Regions from separate parts of the Homo sapiens genome. Here region 1 is linked to region 2. Evidence: read pairs that join two places in POLR2A ChIA-PET (ENCODE). Cell type or tissue: OCI-LY7. All regions are shown on one strand.

The links. ChIA-PET counts read pairs that join two places held together with the same protein. Peaks named below come from ENCODE experiments on the same cell type or tissue, not always from the same donor. Only the 100,000 strongest peaks of a DNase experiment are listed, where the experiment ranks them.
Region 1: POLR2A ChIA-PET joins it to region 2 with 9 read pairs; 2 of 35 experiments call an interaction of 5 or more read pairs at or near these places.

The regions. Positions count from the first base shown.
Region 1 is chr6:87,849,421-87,853,420 of GRCh38, forward strand. All of the region lies in intron 2 of LOC101928911 (a long non-coding RNA gene), which reads left to right. Among named protein-coding and RNA genes, the nearest start is that of AKIRIN2, 150 kb to the left of the region's middle. In OCI-LY7, no CTCF peak of the experiment used is centred here; no DNase peak of the experiment used is centred here.
Region 2 is chr6:88,143,184-88,147,183 of GRCh38, forward strand. CNR1 (cannabinoid receptor 1) reads right to left here. Exons shown (of 2, transcript NM_016083.6): 2 at 1-2,154. The coding sequence starts at 2,091. The coding sequence ends at 673. Among named protein-coding and RNA genes, the nearest start is that of CNR1, 21 kb to the right of the region's middle. In OCI-LY7, no CTCF peak of the experiment used is centred here; no DNase peak of the experiment used is centred here; H3K4me3 peaks cover 650 bases; H3K27ac peaks cover 2,325 bases.

The DNA.
Region 1 (4,000 bases), 290 kb before region 2:
TGCTGTTAAGATCCATGCTCTCAGCCACTGTTTAGAAACAAAAGTTGATAACAAGGGAGTTGTGACTTTTTTTTAAGAACAAAATTTCTGTAAAATTTATCAAATAAGGGAAGACTTTATTGCATCATTAAAATGAATCTCATGGCTGTCCAAGGACAGGGACTGCAGGGTGAAGAAGATTCTTTTTCAAGCGTTACATGGGTTTTTTTTCTCTCATGGTGTCTCTCTGTGGGTTTTTCTTTTTTGTGATTTTTGCCTGAGAGCTGCTTATTCTTTCGGAACTTTATCTGTGGAATCCTTTGAGACCTAGATTGAAGTTGAGACTACCAACCCGGGCACTCTAGGAATTATATTCCGTGCTTAAGGTATTTCAGACTACACCGATAGCATTTGGATTGCAAGCCATGTGAGGACTAGCTTGTGGTTCTGAATACACACAGGAGATGGTTTAACCCTTCGTTCAGCACTGAGATCAAGAGAGACATAATTCCTTGCTGCTACCTTCTGTAGATCAGGGTCTCTTTTTCATTCACTTAAGCACTACAGGTGTAGACTTCTGGGTTTCAATGTTATGTGGGAGGTCATCATTTAGATTACCCATCTTGGGTGGGTCCCTATATCTCTGTGCAACCCCTCAAAGCAGAAGCTCAGATCCTCCAGGGATTGGCAGAAACTTTCAGGATGAAAGCTAGCTTTGATGTTCACTTACCAGCCAGGGTTCCTGATCTGATCATATTTTGGCAACTATAGAGTCCTTTACTTTATGCCAGCTCATTGATGCATTTAAATCATTTTTTAAAATATTAGCTAACATTTTAGTTGCCTCATTTGGGGAGTTTGGAAGCTTGAGAATTAATCTTCCAGTGTCTCTACTTCAATATAAACATCTCTCTGTGCTTCTTCTCTACTAGGTAAGCTGATCCTGTTTAGTCAAAGTTCCCAGCCTTCCAGAATTCCAACTTACTGTGGCTTTCCATGACTAAGGCCTCTTTGATTCTGACTCTACTTCAGTTTCTACTGTCACTGCCATTTGCCCCTGTCACTTCAACTCCAATTAAGAGAGGAATCGAATTTTCAAGTCAAGCCATTCAGGTTCATAGGTCCTTGATTACTGCTGTTGTGTCAGCGTCTACACTAGGTTCAGTCAAGTGTGGTCAGTGGGCGTATGTGTGTTTTGGGGTGGGGGAATGGTAGGGCCATGTGCTCAGAACATGGCCACCATTCCTTAACAGGGCTGTGAGCAGGTTGTTTCTCATAGAAGAGGGTATGAGAAGGAAACAGAAAACATTTCTAGTACAAAAATCTATAAGAACAATACTCCTTCTCCCCTGCCTTAAAAAACACACGAACACACCAAAAATAGTTGGATGAGATCCAAGGTAGAGAGGGTTTCTATCAAATTCTTCCCCATGGTGAGATGAATGGTTATTGTGAGGTGATAACATGATAGCCAGAGGAGAATCCTGCATTAGGACTTAGTATCAGTGGCTATGGCCCTTAAGCTCATTTCTCTGCTTATACAGCATTAAAGACCACGACATTATTGCAGCTACTACATGAAAATCGCAATAGACTCACCAAAACGAGCTTAGGAATGACACTAGCAACTTTTATTAAAAACTCAATTTTAAATGTTACCAAAATGCCCAAGAGATCATCTAAAATACACGTTTGTATCTCCCCAGTGCAATAATTGAGTAAAATTAGGTACAGCATTGACCATTCCTTTTCCTCCAGCTACGGCTGCTTTACAGCTAACCTTCTTGAAAACACTGTCCATAAGCACTGCCTCCACTTTTCTACCTCCTATTTTCTCCTTAATTTACTCTAACTTGTACCACAACCATTAACACTACACAGAAACTTCATGGGAAGAGAGAGCTTGTCTGTTTTATTCACTATAGTAGCTCTAGCATCAAAGAGAGTATCTAACACATAATAGGTTTTCAATAAATATTTGTTAAATAAATAAATGCAATGGAATGCTAACCACCTATTAAAATGATAATATTGATGGAGTTTTTAATAATATGGAGAAATATTTAGGATAAAATGCTAAACAGGAAAAAGGGTAGAAAAGTATATATATCATATGATCTCAATTATTAAAATGCATGGAAAAAAGACTAGAAGGAAATATGCTAAAATGTTAATAGTGGTTTTCTGGAGTGGGATTGGAAATGATGATCTTTTCTTTTTGTGTACTTTTTACCTTCCACCAAACTTTAATATGGGTGGCTTTTATAATTAAGCAAAAACCATAACCAAGCACCAACATAAAGGACATGGCATTATATTTCAAAGTACCTTACGTTAAAGCTCAAAGGACAAATATTGTTGTACTTACTGAAGATAATGTACCATATGAGATCACATTTGGTAAGTGTAGATTGTTCAGATGATAATAGATGTTGTTACCTATCATGTAATTGTTTCAGTCTCATCTCTCCAATCATATAACAACCACCTTGCCACAAAAGCCACAAGAGCAAACCATTTATTGGGTGGTTATTATGTGAGACACATGCATTGTTTCATTAAACCATCACACTAATCCTCTGAGGGAAGTATGATTATTACAGTATTACCAATTTTCTATGAGACATACAGTGTGCATGGAATTTGCCTAGGATGACGCTGCTAGCAAATGGACCATATCAAGGGCACTTCTTAATCGCGGATCTGGGAACCTTTGACTTTTATTGCTTAACACTTTTCAGAGTGGTTTATCCTGTGCCAGAAGCAAGATGCTAGAAACACAGTCTACAGATGTTAGCTAGGAACCTGCCATTGCAGCAATTTTCAGTGACTGCTGCACACATTGGAGTAGGTGTGTTATTTTCCCACTGTGGTTGGCAGAAGTAAAACAAGAATTCATGGCTGGTTTGCATCAGGGTGGGTACTGGGCTAAAAGGAAAAGCGCCTAGTGAAAATAATTTGGAGATGTGTTGTCATTGTTGAAAAATGTATAAAAGCAAAGTATGTTCCATCAACAAAATATGCTTTAGAAAATCTGTACTTCACATAGATAAATGGAAGCCACGTGGGCTGAACTGGGCCAGGACACCGCATATTGGCTGCTGAGAGGTCCAGGTGTGTGGTAGGACAGGTTGCATAGCAGCAGTAGCCATGGCCCTTGGCCTTAACAACAGTCTCTGGGTATGCCATTAGAAAATAAAAGAACTTTCCTTTTTTTTTTTTTTTTAATTGAGAAAGTTACATGCACATGGTAAAAAATGTACAAAAGAGAATACAGTGAAAAGTCATCTCCCACACAACCCTCAATTTCTCTCCCCAGAGACAACCATTGTTACCAGCTTCTTGAGTGTTCTTCCAGAAATATTTTAAAGATAAAAGTATATATTTAATATTTTTGTGTATGGTCTTTGAAACACACACGTGGTATCAAATTATACCCACCTCCCTTCTTCCCCTTTAATAGGTCTTAGCAGAGTTGTCATATGTAGTTGTGCACAGGCACTTGGTTGAGGGGAGAATGGAAGCTGAAATTCAGTAAACTGTGTTCTCTGGCAGGGCCTGGGCCTGCCTGTAAGAGGGCACCTTTTCTCAATTTGCACAAAGGTACCATCTTAGGCTCTGAAATATGTCCTTATCAGCATATAGAGATCTATTCCACTCTTTTTCATCATTGCAGAATATTTTGTTGTAATGGATAAGCAATATGTTAGCTAGTTTCCTATTGGTGCACATTTGGATTCTTTCTAATCTTTTCCTCTTAGAAAAAAGAAATGTCCTTGTCTAAACATTTTTGTGCACCTGTGTGAGCCCGTCTGAGGAATAAGTTTGGGGGCACCACTTTTGAGATTCTGAAACAGGTGGTTTCAAATGAGAAACAAAATACATTGATTTTTAAAAGATTTGAACTGCAGAGTCATTTTTTTAATTTTTGTAAACACTGTTTTATTTATTTGTTTGTTTATTTAGTTATCTGAGACGGAGTCTCGCACTGTGTTGCCCAGGCTGGAGTGCAGTGGCGCAA
Region 2 (4,000 bases):
AGGTAACAGAAAAATAAACCTTTACGGTTATTTCAGTGTCAAAATTAAATAGAGATATTTGAAGAAATATTAAGGTTTATTTCTAAAGTTATATCATGGGCAATAATATAGAAAAAAAGTGCACACATTGACACGTATCCACTGCTTGTCCATTGTTCTCATAAAAGTCTACCTTTCAGTTTTGCTGAACTAAACAAATATTAATAGCACATAAACACTGATACACATCTCACAGGACATAATACATTTTACAAAATATCTCTAGTACTATAACTTGTAAAAATGGACATCTCTGATACTACGGACAGTTACATTTCACATTATAGTGAAAGTTGTGGTTACAAAGGCATTATTCATTTGATGGCATTTTTCCATGGGTTCTTAGACTTCCAATTGTGTAGCCAAAGGTTTCCCTCCTATTTCATTGAGACTTTGAAGGATCGTTCAGTCACTTAAACAACAGGCTTTCTTCACTGTAAACCCCTGGAGAATGGAGTTTGAGTACCTAAACTATGGAAACATTAGCAAACTGATAAGTGATCATGGTGACAATCACCTTTTCATTGAGCATGGTAAAGTTAAAAAAATATAACCAAGGAGACAATAGACTCTTCTAGATTTTGAGCTTAAAAAAAAAAATTCTTTTCCTGTGCTGCCAGGGAGGCATCAGGCTCACAGAGCCTCGGCAGACGTGTCTGTGGACACAGACATGGTTACCTTGGCAATCTTGACCGTGCTCTTGATGCAGCTTTCTGCGGCCCTGTGAACACTGGCTGCATTGTTTGCGTGTTTGTGCAGGCAGTCCGAGTCCCCCATGCTGTTATCCAGAGGCTGCGCAGTGCCTTCACAAGAGGGAAACATGCTCCGGAAAGCGTGTCGCAGGTCCTTACTCCTCAGAGCATAGATGATGGGGTTCACGGTGGAGTTCAGCAGGCAGAGCATACTGCAGAATGCAAACACCGTCTTAATGAGCTTGTTCATCTTCCCAAAGACATCATACACCATGATTGCAAGCAGAGGGCCCCAGCAGATGATCAACACCACCAGGATCAGGACCAGGGTCTTGGCTAACCTAATGTCCATGCGGGCTTGGTCTGGCCGGGTCACCTGTACCTTCCCATCCTCAGACGTGTGGATGATGATGCTCTTCTGGGTGCCACGCTGAATCATGCGGACGGCGTGGCTGTGAGCCTTCCAGAGAATATACATGTACGCATACACGATGAACAGAAGCAGTACGCTGGTGACCCCGATCCAGAACATCAGGTAGGTTTCATCAATGTGTGGGAAAATGTCTGAGCAAACAGATTGCAGTTTCTCGCAGTTCCAGCCCAGGAGAGGCAGCACGGCGATCACAATGGCTATGGTCCACATCAGGCAAAACGCCACCACGGCCTTGGGCCTGGTGACAATCCTCTTATAGGCCAGGGGCCTGTGAATGGATATGTACCTGTCGATGGCTGTGAGGAACAGGCTGCCCACGGAGGCAGTGAAGGAGGCCGTGACCCCACCCAGTTTGAACAGAAACACGTTGCGGCTATCTTTGCGGTGGAACACGTGGAAGTCAATGAAGCTGTAGACAAAAATGACACTCCCCAGGAGGTCTGCCACCGCCAGGCTGCCGATGAAGTGGTAGGAAGGCCTGCAGCGGAGGCTGCGGGAGTGGAGGATGACGCACAGCACCAGGAGGTTCTCCAGGACCGTGAAGGTGCCCAGCGTGAGGGACAGGACTGCAATGGCCAGCTGCTGGCTGGGGTTCAGGACCATGAAACACTCTATGTCCATGAAGTTCTCCCCACACTGGATGTTCTCCTCATTCTCCTTGAAGGACGAGAGAGACTTGTTGTAAAATTCTGTAATGTTCACCTGGTCTGCTGGGACTAGCTGGGGGTTGTCTCCCGCAGTCATCTTCTCTTGGAAGGGACTTCCCCTAAAGGAAGTTAAAGGGAATTTCTGTGGGAAGTACCCTAATTTGGATGCCATGTCACCTTTGATGTCTTCGTACTGAATGTCATTTGAGCCCACGTACAGGAGGTCAGTGGTGATGGTGCGGAAGGTGGTATCTGCAAGGCCATCTAGGATCGACTTCATAACCTCAGTCTTTGATTAGGCTGAGCTCAAAATGACTGAGAAAGTGACCCACAGGGGGCAATCCTAAGAGGAGGGAAAACAAATAAGCCGAATGGTGAGAAACAGGAAGAATAAAAACAAAGAGACACTGTAAATGTGGCAAATGTACTGTCATGGCAACTCATTCCTGTCTCTGAACAGTAGGAGGTCAAGTTCTCATCAGATTCAGTCAACAAAATGAGTAAGTCACTCAGAGAAAAGCTCCCCAAAGTTCAGGGATGGCGTGGCACATGCCAGAAATGTATCACCTTTTCATTATTTAAACCCTCTGTATTGAAGTCAGTGTGTGAATCCAGGAAGGACCTCCAGGGCCAAGAAGACTGAACTAAATGAAATGTTTCTTGGGGACAATGTCCATTTCATAGTCACGTTAGGAAGTGTTTAGCACCTGGCTTCTCCTGTCACACACACATGGTATCCCAGTGCTGGTTGGGGCCGGCGAGAGCACTGATGTGTCACATGACCCCTACTCTTGGAGACTTCACCTTGTCAGACAAATGAGACTAAATGTAAAAGACAACCAAAGAATAAGACAGTGTAGAATCAAGTGATGAGTTGTGTGGTCTGTATGTTACTTGTAGCGGGGGAGGAGGGAGCTAGTGAGAACTGAGGAAGCTTGAGGCCATGTGGGGAGAGATGCTCCTCAAGACAAGTTTCTTCACCCAGAGAAGGGGAGGTCTGGACGGAGCCATGGCTGACATGACTTCTAGGATGTCCACATCAACCAAGAAAAATGTCACAAAGACCAAACTTGCAATGAGGCGTATAGGAAGACAGAGTTTTTTTTTTCTTTCTTTCTTTCTTTCTTTTTGATACAGAGTCTTGCTCTGCCACCAGGCTGGAGTGCAGTGGCACGATCTGGGCTCACTGCAGCCTCCACCTCCCCAGTTCAAGTGATTCTCCTGCCTCAGCCTCTTGAGTAGCTGGGACTACAGGTGCGCACCACCATGCCCGGCTAATTTTTGTATTTTTAGTAGAGACAGGGTTTCACCATATTGGTCGGGCTGGTCTCAAACTCTTGACCTCAGGTGATCCACCTGCCTCGGCCTCCCAAAGTGCTGGGATTACAGGTGTGAGCCACTGTGCCCGGCCAAGACTGAGCTTTTTCACAGCAGGGATATGGAGGAGGCCTCCTGATAGTCCCCTTCATGAGCAGGTTGGTGACACAAGTGTGCCTGGTGACAGGAGACAGGCTGGAGAGTGTCCAAGGATTTCCATGTGAACAGCTAAGAGGAAAGGCCCAAACTTTAAGGTTCTTCGATTCTAAGCTAAGCAATTTGGTTTTGTTTCAAAATAAACAGCCAGAGAACTGATCTTACTATTTATAAATTTTTGTTTAAAATGTGGGCTATTCATTTCTTTAGTTTATTTTTAAAAATTAGAAGTATAGAGTGATATCTATAACAATTAAAATAAGAATTAAAACAATATATTACTTGTTAATTGGCATTTGTTGTTCCTGAAACATATCACACTGTATGGGGTTGGGGGAGAGACAATCACTATTTCAGAACAAATTTTAAAAATGTTGAACTAACAATAAATGAGTTATTAATTCAGAGACCCTAATATCTGAATTAATAATTCATTTATTCATGTATTAACAAATTATGGAGCATCCACTATGCACTTGTATTATGTCTAGCTACGGTACTAGACACTAGTGTTGACAGCATCAAGAAAGAGTCCCTGCCCTTGGCCGGGCACAGTAGTTCATGCCTGTAATCCCAGCACTTTGGGAGGCTGAGGTGGGCATATCACGAAGTCAAGAGACTGAGACCATCCTGGCCAACATGGTGAAACCCCGTCTCTACTAAAAATAAAAAGAAATTTAAAAAAATTTTAAAAAAATTAGCTGGGCATGGTGGCA